Linked DNA regions of Homo sapiens: region 1 is linked to region 2. A link is a loop called in an ENCODE intact Hi-C map of the cell type or tissue named here. Cell type or tissue: IMR-90. All regions are shown on one strand. Each heading gives the region's core, and the rest is flanking DNA. Links, peaks and the distances in the headings are about the cores only.

Region 1 (8,334 bases), core at 111-8,110, 280 kb after region 2:
AAAACCTGTTTAGACAAGTCACAAGAAATAAAAAGGGATTCTCCAAGAAAACCACAAAGCAGCTCATTTAAGGTCAATTTAATGGTATTATTCTGTTTTTCTTCCAGCCCCAACATAAGATTTCACTACCTCAAAGGAAATTGTAAGAGTATCTATTTGCATTCCCCTTAGGTGATTGGCAGTTCAACACCAATTAGTTCAAAATTACACTGTTAACTAACATGCAATAAAAACAACACCTTTCATCTTTCTTACATAGGTAAGAATAACTTCAGAGCCAATAACTTTGATCAAGTAAGTATTTTTGATCCTGCCCCACCCGTCTCTTTGGATTCAGGAAAACTAATAGCTGAAGGCAACTTTTCCCAGCTTTATTCTTAAGCTGAAAAACTAGTGTGGTATTAAAAATATTTTGCTTCCAAGATAACAGAATTTCCCAAAGTCCAGTATTTATTCAATAACTAAGCTGTCCTTACAACTTTCTTAATATATAAGACAGCCTTCATATATAAAAGGAGAGGTACTAAGTATTTAACTTAAAATATAAAATGTATTTTTAAAAACAAATACAAATTTCCAATTAGATCTGCAAGCCCTTCAAATAATTGATGAAATACAATTATCTCCCTAAACAATTCAGTGTCCTAAACTTAGTCTCATAATGAGTACTATTTGGAAGTAGATACCTCTAACATAAACAGATTGATGTTACATTTAACTTTTAATTTACCATATAACCAAAAAAAAGTTTGATTAGAAAATATTATCCAAGAAGCTCTTTAAAAATTTGATTATACTTATTACTTTAAATTTGACCAAAGTGATCTCTATCACAAAGAATGTGAGGTCACTCAAATACTATAAATTATTTCTAATCACTTAGGCAAACAACTTTGTTGTTAAAGCCCAAATCTCCTAATAATTCACAGAGCAAACAGTTTCCATCTCTCTAAGCAAACACTACTTACTGTACACCACAGAGCCAATGCTGATTAGGCAAACTCCAGAAAGCATTTGAAAACTGAAGCCAGGACATTCAAATCTCTAATGTATCTATTTCAGCATGAACTAACACTGTTACTATCTACAAAGGAGAGAGTCAGCCCATATACTCGAAAACTCTGTATCTATGTCTATTCCACTTGCAATGCTAATAATTATTAAAATAATAGTTTCTTTTTACTTCTGACATATCCACAAAAATATGGCTATTGACCTAGTAATGTGAGACTTTTGAGATCCAACAAAACTGTGAAAATGCAAATATGCTTTCATTACTAATGACTGCAAGATAGAAATTGTTAAATAATCAACTTTAGGAACATTATATAATGCTAGGTACAATTAAAACAATGGTTTGGCTTTTTTCTACTTTAGATATAAGCTACTAGATCTAAACTAGATAAGATGTTAAGATAATTTTTAAACTTTTATGTTTATATAAGCTACTATTGGGAATACCATCACCTATCTAAGTTGTAGTTGAGAAAGTAGCTCGGGTATATTAAATTCATCTTCTACTACACAAATTTGGATTTTTTTTTCTTTATTGAGGCGGAGTCTTGCTCTGTTGCCCAGGCTGTAGTGCACTGGCATGATCTCGGCTCATTGCGACCTCTGCTGCCCAGGTTCAAGTGATTCTCCTGCCTCAGCCTCCCGAGTAGCTGGGATTACATGCGCATGCCACCACGCCCAGCTAATTTTTGTATTTTTAGTAGAGACGGTGTTTCACCATGTTGGCCAGGCTGGTCTTGAACTCCTTACCTCAGGTGATCTGCCCACCTCAGCCTCCCAAAGTGTTGGGATTACAGGCGTGAGCCACTGCACCCAGCCAATTTGGATCATTTTTATAGAATAACTCTCTCTATATATATATTTCATAAAATATATGATATTTAACTCATTCTATAGTTCATTATTCCTAAGCATTCCTCATTTACTGATTTTATATTAGCATATATCTCTGGCAGTCACCTCATTTCATCTTGCAAAAAAATAATTTCTATGGGCCACATTTTATTGTCATAAATTGTGAATAACGGCCCAAGAAGCTGAATAAATTATAACAAGGAATTTCTGACCATTTCAGATCCTTGGACACAAATGTTTTTTGATTATATTTGATCACTTTCACGCTAATACCAGACATTTCTCAAAGTGGCCCAGAGTCTGATAAATTCAAAATATTCTCCCTTCAGTGACGTAACTAACAGCAAATAGTATTTGTAGGATTGTCATTGCCAGAACCTAGAAGAATGCCTAGAGAAAGCCAAGATGAAAGTAATTTAGAGGACAGAAGAGAATCTGGCATGAGCTTCCATATATCAAGTGTGTTATATGAAAGAATGTAATGACCAAATTAGCAAATCACCTTGCCAATGATAACTGAAAATGTCTCTGACAGACTACTACTCTGAGATAGTCTAAAGAAGCAACTGCTCTAAAAAAGCAACCATAAATGCCACCCTAAACCTTGGCACCTTCATAAAATTCCCTGGCAAATTCAACTTGGTTATAAACAGCAAAATTCAAGGACTGATGATGACACTAAGTGCTTCTGACAGGTCACAAATTCTACAAAAAGCTTGTATAAGACATGTCTTGTTTTTTTTCAATCCCTTTATTTTTATTTTTTAGGATAAAAAGGTATTCCAATCTGACACCCAGCAAAAATGAAACAACAATATAATCTGTGCTTTTAAGAATAAATAATTAATACAAGCTTCAATGGCAAGGACTTTTTCGTTTTTTTTAGATGGAGTCTCGCTCTGTTGCCCAGGCTGGGGTGCAATGGCGTGATCTCGGCTCACTGCAACCTCCCCCTCCCAGGTTCAAGCGATTCTCCTGCCCCAGCTTCCCAAGTAGCTGGGATTACAGGCACCTGCCACCACACCCCCTAATTTTTGTATTTTTAATAGAGACCGGGTTTCACCATGCTGGCCAGGTGGGTCTTGAACTCCCAACCTCAGGTGATCTGCCTGCCTCGGCCTCCCAAAGTGCTGGGATTACAGGTGTGAACCACTGAAAAGATGAGAATCAAGCAGGAAAGTAACTGCCATAAGAAATGATACACTAACTTTTTATCATGAAGATGAAAATCGTATCTAAAGAAACTGAGTTGAATTATTAAGTTCAAAGACTATGATATTTTAAAATAAATTAAAAGAACTCCGGAGGTTTTGAACTTAAACAACAAAAAATAATTTCTCTTCATTATGGTACTACTTCCAAAGTTACCCAGTACACCCATAGGCTATACACACACAAAAGCTGATTATTTCAATTAATGCCGTTGCATTACTTAAACATTTAAACATGTTAAGTGTGCGTGTGTGTGTGTACGTGTGTGTGTGTGTGTGTATCCTCTTAATGCTAGGAAGGAATTACAAAAGATTTTCTACCACAATTAATGTAATGGGACTTTCTGTTGGGCTACTCTTTAGGAGTCTTGGAGTAGAAATGGTTCTTGATTACTCATATTCCATGGCCATAACAGTAAGGGGAAAACTGCCTTATTTCGGCCTCTTCACTAACACTCCAGTGCACGTGGTCTTCCTGCCTCTCAACGTTGGTGTGTCCTTGGCAGTCTCCACTATGGGCCTTCCTAAGAAATCTCTCCAAGTGATTCTGTCCGGTCTTGTCACCAAATTTTACTTCCTCTTCCTTTTTCACTTCTATGGTAAAATGACAACTCTCCATCATGTGCGTTTTTCATCTATTAATTTACTTATGGGACAAATGTTTACCACATATCCACCATGTGTCTAGCAACATTATAGAATCAGGGTACAGAGGGAAAGAAAACTAACAAAAATCGCTGCCCCAATAAGGTGCGGTGGCTCCCACCTGTAATTTACAAAAATCCCTGCCCCAGTTAGGTGCAGTGGCTCACACCTGTAATTTTAACACTATGGGAGGCCAAGGCTGGCAGATCGCTTAAGCCCAGGAGTTTGAGACCAGCCTGGGCAATATGGCAAAACCTTGTCTCTACAAAAAACACAAAAATTAGCCGGGTATGGTGGTGGGCGCCTGTAGTCTTAGCTACTCAAGAGGCTAAAGGGGAACGATCACCTGAGCCCGGGAGGTTGAGGCCACAGTGAGCCGTGATTGTGTCACTGCACTCCAGCCTGGGTGACAGAGTGAGACCTTGTCTCAATAAATATAATTAAATAAATAAATCCCTGGAGTTCATGTTCTAGTGTGGAGAGACAGGCAATATACTAAAAGACTTAACATGTGAGACAGTAAAAAATGCTATAGAAAAAAATAATGCAGGAAAGGGGAAGCGTAGAGCAGAGGTAGGGCTTAGTGATACAATCGATATCCACAAGGCTCACTCCAGAGTGGGGGAAAGCTCCACGAAAGGGTATTTAGGTAAAGACCTGGAAGAGAGAAGGTGGAGGAAAACACAATAAAAATGCCCCAAGGGAAGGGGCTCAGTGGGGGAAGAGCAAAGAGACAGCAGGCATCAGACATGGGGCAGGAGTGAGCAGCCACTGCAAGGACTCTTGCTGTTATCCAGACTGAAACAGAAACCATCATCTGAGGACTTGGAGCAAATAAGTGGGAAGATCTGACTCATATTGTCAGAGACTCTCTCTGACTCACTAGGCCCAAGACAGATACGCACGGAAGCCATTAGGAAGCTACCGCAAAAACCTCTCCAAGGGGTGGTGGTAGCACAGGTGGTGAGGCACAGTCAGATTCTGGAGCTACTCTGAAGCTGGAGCCAACAGCTTTGCAGAAGGAATCCATATGGGAATTAAGAGAAAGAGACTCCAAGGATTTGGCCTGAGTAGCTGGAAGAATGATTTGTCACCTGTAGAGAAGGGCCGATGGCAAAAGCAGCAAAATCTAGAAGTAAAGATCTTGAGTTTACTTTGGACATATGTTTAAGATGCCTATTGGACATCCAAATGGAAATTTCCACTAGACAGTTAGATCTTTAAGTTCAAAGCTCAGAGTAGAGGTCGCAGCTTATAGGTGGTATTTAAAGCCATGAAACCAGATGAACTAATAAGGGAGTAAAAGCAAATAGAGAATTTTAAAGACGGAGGCATGAGACTTTCCAGGTGAAGAAGTTATAGACACAGAAAAGCCAGAAAAGTGGATTGAGAAAAAGCAGCCCGTTAAATAAAAGGAACAGGAAAGTATGGTGAACTGAAAACCAAGTGGAATAAAAGACATTTCGAGGAGGAAAGAGAGGAAGATAAGGACTACGAAGTCACAGACCAACCTGACCATGGCATTTCATAGAACAGTGGAAGCAAGAGTGAGTTTCAAAACAAAATGTGAAACCCATGAGCACACAACTCTTGTGAGCTTTGCCATAAAGACCAAAGGAATGGGTGGTGACCTGGAGGGGATATGGGGTCAAGGCAGATTCCTTCTTCTGTCTCTTTCTGGGAAAATTATAGCATATCTTTATGCTGATGGAAAGGATACAGTTGGGGAAAAACTGGATCATGACAGAGACAGAGAGTCAGAAAGAGGAGAATTGCTAGATCGTGTCCTTGAATCAGTGAGAAGAGATGGAATCCAGGGCACTAGGGGAGCGCTGGCATTAGCCAGGCACACAGACAATTCAGCCACAGCATCGAAGGAAAAGGCAGCTGTGAGGGGAGCTGCAGGGAGGAGGGTTGGCATGAAGGAAAAAGCTTGTGAAAATTCTCTTATGATTGCTTCTGTTTTCTTAAGAAAATAGAAAACAAGGTCACCAGTGGAGAGTAAGGTGAAGATCTGAGGGAAGAAAAGACAGAATAAAGTCATCCAGGAGAATGTAAAGTTAATTTAGGATATTGGTCACATATATAAAGGAAGGCCAGGCAAGAGGGTCAGTCAGCCAGCTAGGAGTGAGAGCACAGAACAGGGAGAGGCTAGCAGAATGAAGGCTCGGGTTTCAGCACAATCCAGTGAGACCACAAAAGGGAGCTAAGAGTGTACGCAGGGGACTGATTCTAACAACAGTCCAGGAATGTAAACTGTGCAAGGAAGTAGGGGGATGGGGAAATGATGGGGGGTGAGAAAAAGGTGTTAGGATCAGGGTATGTTAAATCTCCATACTGAGGAATTGTAGGAAATGGGAGTGCTAGAAGAAGTGAACTGGAAAAAGGAGAAGTGGTAGGTGGAGAGTAGGATGCTTGATTGTAAGATTATGCAAAAGAACTTGGATGGGTTATGTCACAGGCACGAGCGGGTGAGGCAGACAACCACAGGGACAGGCAAGGAGTGTCCTGGAGTGATGGGAAGGACATGCACACAGACACCAAATCACCACGAAAAAGGCACAGAATCAGAGAAGGATTAGAAACGAGGAGCAAAAATCCTCCAGAAGGGAGCAGAAAAGGCCTGGGAGGTGAGCAAATGACAGGACTAGGTCATGGTCTGATGACATGAGATCCAAAGTGCTGGAGAGTAGTAAAAGGGAACAGGAGGGCACCTACTCAAACTCCAGGACCAGCCAAATGAGGGATGTGGGTAGAAGCGAGCCATCACATGAGCGGGTGGCAGGAATGTGTGCCAAGTTTCTTTGAGCAAGAAAGTGGCAGTTGAAGATACAGGGGTTTTGTTCATGAGTTAATTCTCAGTTCCAAATGGCACAAGCAGAAAGTTTCAGAAGCTAGAGGAAAGTGGAAAATCAGGTCAGAAATGGGATGTATAGAGACACAGGGCGCAAGGAACCTGGATGTTCTGGGCTCCATGTGCTGACCATGATAAAGAGGAGTGATGGACACAATGTACCCATTAGTCCTGACAGTCCCAAAGCAGACGGCAGAGGGGAGGCTGTGTGCTGTGGGGAAGGGGAAGGCCGCCTGCCGAGATCACAGTGAGCTCTGTGGACATCTCTCTACTCCTGCCATGACAACAGGGACATGAGGGAGGCGCTGTCTTAGCCAAACGACAGGTGCTCTGGGGCTCCCTCCTGTCTCAGAAACACAGAACTCCTTCCTCTCTATTCCTTTTTTTCAAGTAGTTAAGCACTAGATGAAAACTTACAAATTCTTGTCCTTTTTTCTCTTCTTCTTCAGGCAACTAGCCTATGATCTCGAGACTCAGCGTCTTAATTCATCTACACAATATCTAGTGCTTAATTAAGATCCGTAATAAGCAAAAAAGGAAAGAAGAAAGGGTAGAGAGCAGCTGATAACAAGATGGCTTATTCAGGATACCAATTAACATTATCACAGCACACAGCTTTGCTTTACTTTATTAACATTCCATGAAACAATATTAACAAGAACAAAACCTCCCAATAGCTTTATGCCTACAGCACCATCAAATAAACAAATTGAGAAGTCACAGTCAGGCATTCCAAAACAAACTGATACTGATTATTTTTAAAACCAAGTATGAAAATTCAACTCTAGTAATATCATAACTACCACAATAACTCAACGTTACTTTTTAAAAAAAATACTGTTATTTCTACAGCAAAGCACTTCTTGGTGCTGGCTGTCATGTTTTTTTGCATTAACGGTACAACTGAGCTCAGAGTAAGCCACACTGACACCCCAAAGATTTCTGCAATGCACACCACACATCCCAACACACACTAAGAAAGCGCCGCCAGCAACTCTGTGATCAATCAGCAATGGAATTTGTATTTTTTAAAAAGTCTTTTAGTCTCATTATTCTGGAATTCTTTTTAATAGCAAGAGTAAAACAATAAACTCTTTACTTTTGTTTTATAAATTAAAATAGAAAGTAACTGTTACAACAAAACACACTAGTCATAATACTAGATTAAATAAAATCCAGGGGATGGTTTCTCTTACCTCCTATTTCTATTTTCTGAAGAAATGGTAAGTCGTGATTTTTTCAGTCTTGCCTTCCTACACATATTTCTAAGCATACCCTACTGAAGCTCACAATTCTTAATCTGTATTAGTCAAAATGTCCATTTTGCCATAGAACCATTTATGTTATAAACATAAATCATTTAGCTCTTTATTTTCCACCTGAAACAGTCCACAGTGGCTAACCAGCAGCAAACAGCAAAATCATAATTATCCTAACACATCACTTAAAGAGTTTCACTGAAAAGATTTTAGACAATCTACCAAACGGATGATAAACAGTGCATGGCCTACCAAAATGGTATGTAAAAAAATTATACTTAGCATTAGTTATCATAACATCCTCCATCCTCTCCAGGTCCAATCCATCTCTTCTCTGTAACATTTCTATGCCAGTGAGGTGTTTTTACTGATTTTGGCTTGGCTTCATTTTATAATACATTTAGCCATCTAGCAAGGGTTTCCTTTTCAACTTCTTTACATATAATCAGCCACTTTTAAATTTGAGGAGCCAAAGGATTTATAAAGATTCTAGAAA
Region 2 (8,334 bases), core at 298-8,297:
AGAGTAGAAAAATCACAAAACTCAGCAAAGATCGGTCAGCTCTAAGGCCCTTCCAGCTTATGAAGTAAACTGCTATACAGAGCTTCTAAGAACGAGGTGTTCTCTGATTAAGATGAAGCATTTTTGCCAAGGATCACCTAACATCAACTGTTGTTCACTGAGCTGGAGGGACACTGCACTCTACGAAATTTCTCTGCAGTGGTTTCTATGTGATGATGTTTCACCTGAACTGTAGGTCCCAGCGAGACACCCGGGCAAAGACCAAATGACTGGCAGGTGTGCTGTGCCAGGAGGGTGGCGACCTGTGGGGCCGCAAGGATGTCTCGGTCCTGACAGTGACGGTCATCATGGCATGCAGATGACAGCTGCTCATGCACGGGCCCTGGACGGGATGGGCCCCCACAAAAGGCTTCTCAGGATTCTTCCTGTGCTCTCAGCCTTGAACTCAACAGCACTAATGTGGCCCAACAGAAAAGCCACTTCCCAGGCCACAGTTCAGCGGACTAGCAGGGATGGCTGGGGCCGGGCCCGCCCAGTCTCTCCATCCGGGTCAACAGAAACCCCGCCTCCACGAGCCCAGCTCAGCTCCCCTCATCCGCGGCTGCCCTCCGGCGGCCTCCAGTGCCCTCAGACACCCTCCCTCATCTCCCCACACTTGCCGCTCCAGCCATCCTGCCCACTTTCTATAGTTGGGATGTGTGTCTCTGCCAAACCTCACATTGAAATGCTATCTCCAGTGTTGGAGGTGGGGCCTGGTGGGAGGTGACTGGATCACAGGGGTGGTTTCTCATGAGTGGTTTAGCACCGTCCCCGGTGCTGTTCTCGTGATAGTGAGGGAGCTCTCACGAGATCTGGTCGTTTGAACGTGTGTGGCAGCTCCCCGCTCTCCTGCTCCTGCTCCCGCCATTAAGACCCGCCTGCTTCCCCTTCACCTTCTGCCATGATGATGTTTCCTGAGGCCTCCCCAGAAGCCCAGCAGATGCCTGCACCATGCTTCCTGTGCAGCCTACAGAGTCATGAGCCAATTAAACCTCTTTTCTTTCTAAATTACCCAACCTCAGGTATTTCTTTATAGCAGTGCGGAAACGGCCTAACTCGCCCCACTTACTGTGGACTCACTGCCTTGGACGGCTCGGCCTAGTCTTCGTCTTTATCCTGTTTTCTACAGTTCTCCGCATGGAGTTGACAGTAAGCAAGCCTCCAGGTCGCCGGAATCAAAGACCGAAACCCTTCATCCTGAGGGCTGCAGGATCATGTAGTTGAGATGGAGAACAGTTCAGCACAATGTTCCTTTGAGACTCACCGCTAACACCGAAAGTAAGTGGTTGAGGACAGAGCCAGGCAGTGAGAATACAAGGAATGTCTGGAACCCGTAGCAGTGCCTCTCTGGGCCTCCCCTGCATGTTGAGGAAGACAACAACGCAAGCACCAGCAGCAGAAAATGAGAAAATTGCTTCACAGCACAGGGCCCTTCCTTTCTTCTCTCCTTTGCCTCTGCCCTTTGCTGAGAAAAAGCCTCTTCAGCAATCACTCATTGCTTCCCAGCCCGTAGAGCAAGGACAGGCTACTTGGCTCTCTCCGTCAGAAGCTTTAAAACAAGAACCAAATCCTGAAAGGCCTGAGAAGAAGGAAAAAGCAGAAAAAAAGCTGAAAGCTGACGTGGAATCCCGGTTCCAGGAGCCGCTCTCATTCTGCCAGGCCGGGATGCAGTATGAGCCTCTTTCCATCTGATTTGTCTTTTGTTCCAGTACCTGGCCTATTAAGTGCTTGTGAATGAAGAGAACTGATATTCACTAAATTCCTACTATGTGCCGAGGACTACTCCACGTTCTTTCCATAGCTCATCTTTACCAGTTAGCTCATCTTTACCAGTGGAGGTGAAGAGATGAGGACGCCCAAGGTCAGAAAGCTTGCAGGTGGCTCAGGTTGGCAAGGTTTATAAGCGTGGGGATTGCAGTAGAAGACCTAGCCCGGTACAAGCTTAGAACACACTTCATCAATACTCATCGAATGCTTGAGTCAATACATGTCAAATAATAGAACAAAGGACTTAGTTCTGTTCCCATACTAGGAGAAACATGGGCCTTTATTGCACCTCAATAGGGAGGGGGTTGGAGGGACCAGATATGCATGCTTGAGGCTTTGTGGTGGTGAAGACGTGGCCCCTTCATGAGCAGAGTTAACATGCAGGTGCACTAACATAATACTCCCCCACTGTGGAGACCGTTACGACACATGCCTATGTTCCTTATTCTTGAGGATTTTAAACCTTCGGAAAGACAAACCCATGGGGACATTACGTGCTCATTCACGTCCCTGCCCTGTTTCCAAAAGATCATCATGTTCTGCAGATTCTACTTCCAAAATGTCTTTGAACCTGGCCCACCCAGGGGAACTCCCTTCCTCTGATTCCACTGGTCAGAGCCTCTCACAAATGAACTCATCTCTCCTCACTTATTACTGACTACGATATCCCCATTGCCCGGTACAATGCCTGACACACAATAGGTGCTCATTAAACGTCTTTGGATGAGTGATTGAGGGAACGAAGCCATCTCCTGGTCCTGCGTGCTTTGCCTGTCATTCCATCCTCCTCACCGCTGCAGAGTCCTCTTTCTAAAGCACTCATCTGTCTTGAGAACGGAGGGCTGAGAAATATTCTTCCCTGAGAAAGAAAAGACACTGCTTAATCTCAAAATATATGTTCAGCAAGAGGAATATTTTTATAAAAATAAAGGATAAGCTGAAAGAATGTAAGCAGAAGCTGTAATTTCAGCAGTGGCATTTACCCCGTTTGTTTTAAGCATTGGCAGTGTATATTACCCTGCATTAGCCGCAAGGATAAACAGTGTTTTCAGATTCAAATATGTCAATTACAACATTCCTGGATATTCGGAGGTCTTTTCCTGTTCTATTTCTTACGCTGTTCCTCTCAGAGTTCAAATCAAACCTCCAAAAACTATTTTTTTTTGTTCATTGTGAGCTCAGCGTGGCTAATCTTAATTTTACTACTCTTGTGAAAACATCCAAAACCAAATTTGCCTTGGTAAGAAAAATTCATCATACAAAATGTCATATGTTTTTATTATCTGTTCACATAAAAACAGTATTAGTAAGGTTAGAGGTAAAAAAGTAAATGTAAATCTTAAACATAGTTTCTGAACTGCCTTGTCACTGAGAGTTAAAAATCCTCTAGCAACCTAACCCTTTGCATCTGACATTATTTTTTGTGACTATTCCTCTAGTGAAATAAGTCACTGACACTTTAGTGTAAGTTACTCCTAGTAAATCACTTTTACACAGGTTAAAGGGAAGCACAACAGAAAAACTGTAAGGAAGGTGGTGCAGATATCCAGATTTTGCCCAGGACAGCCTAAGCAGAAAGCTGCTTCCCTCACTTCCCTCCAAAGTCAAGAATTGAGAGGGAAGATGGCCTTCCAATTCCAGCCACTGATGAGAATAAATTCCGGAAAAACATATTAAACATAGCGTTTGACGCTTCTATCCACAGCTGGAAACATTACACAAATTTTAGTGAGCCCTGAATGCCAGCAGCCATAATTCCCAAATTCTTTTTTAAAATAATGAACTAATCCAGGTGAAGGACCTGCGGCTTGGCGCCATCTGGTGCCTGCACAGAGAAAGAACGTTCCATCGAGGCTGCAGTGCTGAGTCCCTTTGTTAGTCCAAGTGGGGAACACTTTTTAAAAACACAACCGTTGTCTTTCATCACAGTAAATCCTAAAGTGCTACTAACAACAAACTCAATCTGAAAATAAACTTGAAAATTATTTATAGTTTTTCCAACAATGATCTTATTTTGAGAGAGAATACATTAAGTTCTGCTAATACCAACCCTGGGCTCTTACAACATAGTGACTTCTACTAACTCTTTCTATGTGCATATGTTTTTTTAAATGATAAAAGCATTTTCCACAGGGGGATGCCAGTGAACTTTCTTTATCATTGAAGTGTACAGCACAAATGAGAACTTTTTCAAACACTGTTCCTAAGGCAACAAGATGCTACTTCCTAAAAGATATATTTAAGGGGCTAAATCTAAAGTTGATTTGAAAATTGGAAAAAAAAAATGAAAATGTTGATTATCCAAAATAATTAGGGAAATAAAACTGCAAAGATCTCAGAGTAGAATATTTTTACTTCTCAAAATATGGGCCTCGTTTCCTAGTTGTATCTGCCTGCAAAGGAACGGAACTAAAAGGCCAAAGCTCAGGGTCAACCCGGCTTCCTCAGCCCTGGTTGGATACATTCATCTGCATGCTCAGAACCAAGCTGACACCCATGAATGGAGATGAGTCACTGCGTTTACAAAGTTGTGGTTAAACATAGAAGGGTTTACTTCGCTTGTTTCATCCTTGCTTCTAATTTCTTCTTGACTTCAGTTCATCGTACAGACAGCCACTGAGTTAACTCTTCTCCAAGCAGTAGTTGGCTTCTGGGATGATGCTGACCCACCATCTTATTTCATCAGTTTTCTCCATGGTTCACCCCATATTCTTCCACACAAACTCAGTATTTCAGCCCGACTGGCACAGGAGGTGGCTTCCAAATACATCATAAACCTTCTCACCTGGTATTCTTCCTTTCTAGAATATTCTCTCCCTTCCTCTCTCATTACCTAAAGCCTCCAGGCTCCCGTTCAAGTCCCATTGTTTCCCTAAACACTTTCTGCAGGGGCTCCAAGTTGTGATCTCTCCACGTTCCTTGGTGCGGATAGTAGATTCTACACATTCATTTGGGAATTTCTGTACAGAATTGACATTTTTATTTTTATTTTTGAATTACACATTATTTTCCCAGCTAGACCATGAGATCATTCAATTTAGGAGCTATTTTATAGGTTTGGACACTAAACATTTTACAGTGTCCAATGATGATAACTAGTACTTGTTGGCAGTTGTTACATAATTGCTATGTTTTAAGTGATTTATCTAAAAACTCTTTAAGGTAGACGCTATTATTCCCTTCACTTTAAAGATGAGGAAACTGAGCAAAAAAGGTAAAGCCATTGAGCGGGAACATGATGGAGCTGGAATCCCACCCAGCTCTGCCTGCTCTGCAACCCACGTCTGCATGGCCATGTGAACCTACACCTCAGCACAGGCTCGAGGAGACGGCAATCAGTGACAGACAGCAGGCTTGTGCATGTTTAACTGAGAAGGCTGAGAGCAGCCAATGCTAATGAACACTTCAAGTCCACCACATCCTCCAGCCACAGCCATGCAGCCACACACCACACACTACTACCACTGTCCACACTCAATCCCTGCGGCTCACCACACACGGAGGGGGGTGCTGGCATGAAGGAGGAAGCATGTCAGGCTTCTCAGCCTCACGTCACCCACTGGCCAGGTGCTAACCTCAGATGACTGACTCCACCTCTCTGACCCTTGGCTTTCTCGTTCCTATAATGGAGCCAATCATGCACTCTGTGCAGGGTTGCTATGAGGGTTACAAGAAACCCATACAAGGAACGTCAGAAGCAATGTCCCCAAGGCAGCTGGTCACTGGCAGTTATCTGTTAGTCTGTACAACAGGTCTGGCATCTCCCTTGAGCTATAAACCAACCATAGACTGCAGTCCCACGTCTACAGGATGGATGGCCCACAGGCTCATCCCCACCACTCCCCATGCTCCTGCCACACTGAGCTCCGTCGCTTGACAACCTCAGAGCTGCTTACTGCCCCAGGAATAACAAACCTAATTCTTTCAGGACGTGGCCTGGCCCATTTCCCTTGCTTCCCACGTGCAATGTGCCTTTCTGGAATGCCTGTCCACTTGGCAGACTCCTACTCATCTGGATGACTCAGCCCAAAGCCAGCTCCTCCCAGGAGTGTCCTCAAGTCCCTAAACAGGGCCAGCCCTGCCTCCACCCCACCCCCCCATGCTCAAGCAGCTCCTTCCTCCATTTTGATCTTATTTCATGCCTGATCAACCTCATTGATGTGTCCTGAGCCCTGGGCTGCAGGCTCTTGAGGGCAGAGTTCGCATGCTTGCCTGGTACAAGGTGCTCAGTAAACGCTGATGGAATGAATGCACAAATGCACAAGCAGATGAGAGAGAAGGAAAGAAAACAACAAGAAGAGATGGAGACCAGGAGAGGCCGTGAGAAGGGAAGAAGGAAGAACAGGAAGGGAAGGGCACGTGGCCTAGGACCTGAAGACAGCAAGTGGGCACACTGCCATCCCCCCAACTTATAGGGTCCACATGGGAGACACCCATGCTTTGTGTCCTCAGGGTCCCATCAATGCCCTACTCAGGCAGAGGAGAATCCCAAATCCCACCTTCCTTCTCCTCCAAAAGAAACCACTCTGTGTCCATCTCTCATGGTGCCAGATTCCACTAGAGGAGGTGGGAAGAGTGGTTAATGAGTTTGAATCCAACATGGCTTTGAGAGCACCAAAAATCCACACCAGGTTTTTCTCTCTGCAAAGCCCTCTGTCTCCTCCAAGCAACCAGCTTACAACTTCCCCAGTGAGCGAGTCATGGAGCCAAAGTCAATCCATTTCTATCTCCAACCCCTGCCCACAGCACGTCCCTGCATGGGGAAAAGCACGGACAACAGGAAGGTTTAGCATGGGTATTACAAAAAGGGCTTCAGAAAATTATATTGAGAGGCTTTGCAGTCTTCAACTACCTATAAGTCCACCTCATTTTTAACTTTGGGGGGCATCATCCATGTTTCTGTATGATTTTTAAAGCTTCGTCCAGCAGTAGGTTCATGATCAGGCAGCCTCTCTCAGGTCCCAAGAACACCGTGGGGAAGTGCACAGGGCTCCCAGCCCAGAATCCCTGTCTGTGACCACAAGGGTTTGCTTTCCTTTGTGAAATGTATGTCACTCTCCTTCTCAAGAAACTTCAGCAGGGGAAAGCTCAAAGCTTTTCCTCTAAGATCAGAAACAAGACAAGGATGTCCACGCTCACCACTTCTACTCAATGTAGTACTGGAAATCCTAGCCAAAGCAATTAGGCAAGAGAAAGAAAGAAAAGACATTCAAATTGGAAGGGAAGAAGTTAAATTATTGTTGTTAGCAGACAACATGATCATATCTATGGAAAACCCTAAAGACTCCATCAAAAAACTATTAGAACTAATAAATGAATTCAGTAAAGTTTCAGGATACAAAATCAACATACAAACATCAGGAGCCTTTTTGTACACTAATAGGGAAATATTGGAAAAAGCAATGAGGAAAACAACACCATTTACAATAGCTACAAAAAATAAAATAATTAGAAATAAATTTAACCAAGGAGGTGTAATATCTCTACACTGAAAACTATAAAACATTGATGAAAGACACTAAAAAGGAAATAAAAAGATATTCATGTTCATGGATTGGAAGAATAATATTGTTAAAATATCCGTATGACCCAAAAGTGATCTACAGATTCAATATAATCCCCATCAAAATATCAACGATATTCTTCACAGAAATAGAAAATATATAATTTATATGGAACCACAAAAGAACAGCCAACGTTATCCTGAGCAAAAAGAGCAAAGCTGGAGGCATCACATTACCTGACTTCAAAATATACTACACAGCTATAGTAATTAAAAGAGCATGGTGCTAGCACAAAAACAGACACACAGACAAATAGAACAGAATAGAAAGCCTAGAAATAAATCTGTGTGTTTATAGCCAGGTGATATTTAGCAAACATGCCAAGAACACCCAATGGAGAGAGGAGAGTCTCTTCAAAAAATGATATTGGGAAAACTGGATAGCCACATGCAGAAGAATAAAACTAGATCCTTGTCTCCCACCATGTGAAAAACCTACTTAAAATGGATTAAAGATTTAACTGTAAGACCCAAAACTATGAAACTACTGGAAGGAAACACAGGGGGAAACTCCAAGGCATGGGCGTCTGCAGTGATTTCTTGGATATGACCTCAAAGCACATGCAACAAAAGCGAACACAGACAAATCGGAATGCATCAAACTAAAAAGCTTCCATACAGCAAAAGAAACAATCGACAGAGTGAAGAGACAACTTAAGAATGGGAGAAAATATTGCAAAACTGTGCATCTGATAAAGGGTTAGTCCCCAAAATACATAAGGAACTCAAACAACCTAATAGTAAGAAAACAACCCAATTTTTAAAAATGGACAAAAGATCTGAAAAGATCCATCTTTGGATCCCATGTTGTCCAAGCCTGAATTCTTGAGAAAATTCTTTTCTGTGAGGGACGAGCCAGGAGGACTGAGATGGAAGTGAGGATAAAGGAGGTAACAAAGTTGTGTTTGATAGTGACGCTTCGGACGACGGCCTCAGAGATTCTCCGAATGGCAGGGTGGGAAGGC

The links. Hi-C counts contacts between places; a loop is a spot of excess contacts. Peaks named below come from ENCODE experiments on the same cell type or tissue, not always from the same donor. Only the 100,000 strongest peaks of a DNase experiment are listed, where the experiment ranks them.
Region 1: it touches region 2 in a loop (2.1-fold over the local background); 7 of 110 quality-filtered maps call a loop at or near these places.

The regions. Positions count from the first base shown.
Region 1 is chr7:156,746,956-156,755,289 of GRCh38, forward strand. All of the region lies in intron 9 of LMBR1 (limb development membrane protein 1), which reads right to left. Among named protein-coding and RNA genes, the nearest start is that of RNF32-AS1, 91 kb to the left of the region's middle. RefSeq lists an enhancer at 6,903-6,962. In IMR-90, for the core only: no CTCF peak of the experiment used is centred there; DNase peaks (open chromatin) are centred at 4,596 and 5,906; H3K27ac peaks cover 1,246 bases.
Region 2 is chr7:156,470,047-156,478,380 of GRCh38, forward strand. RNF32-DT (RNF32 divergent transcript) reads right to left here. Exons shown (of 4, transcript NR_026865.2): 4 at 2,053-2,665. Among named protein-coding and RNA genes, the nearest start is that of LINC00244, 66 kb to the right of the region's middle. In IMR-90, for the core only: a CTCF peak has its summit at 3,625 (motif pointing left); DNase peaks (open chromatin) are centred at 4,315 and 5,805; H3K27ac peaks cover 845 bases.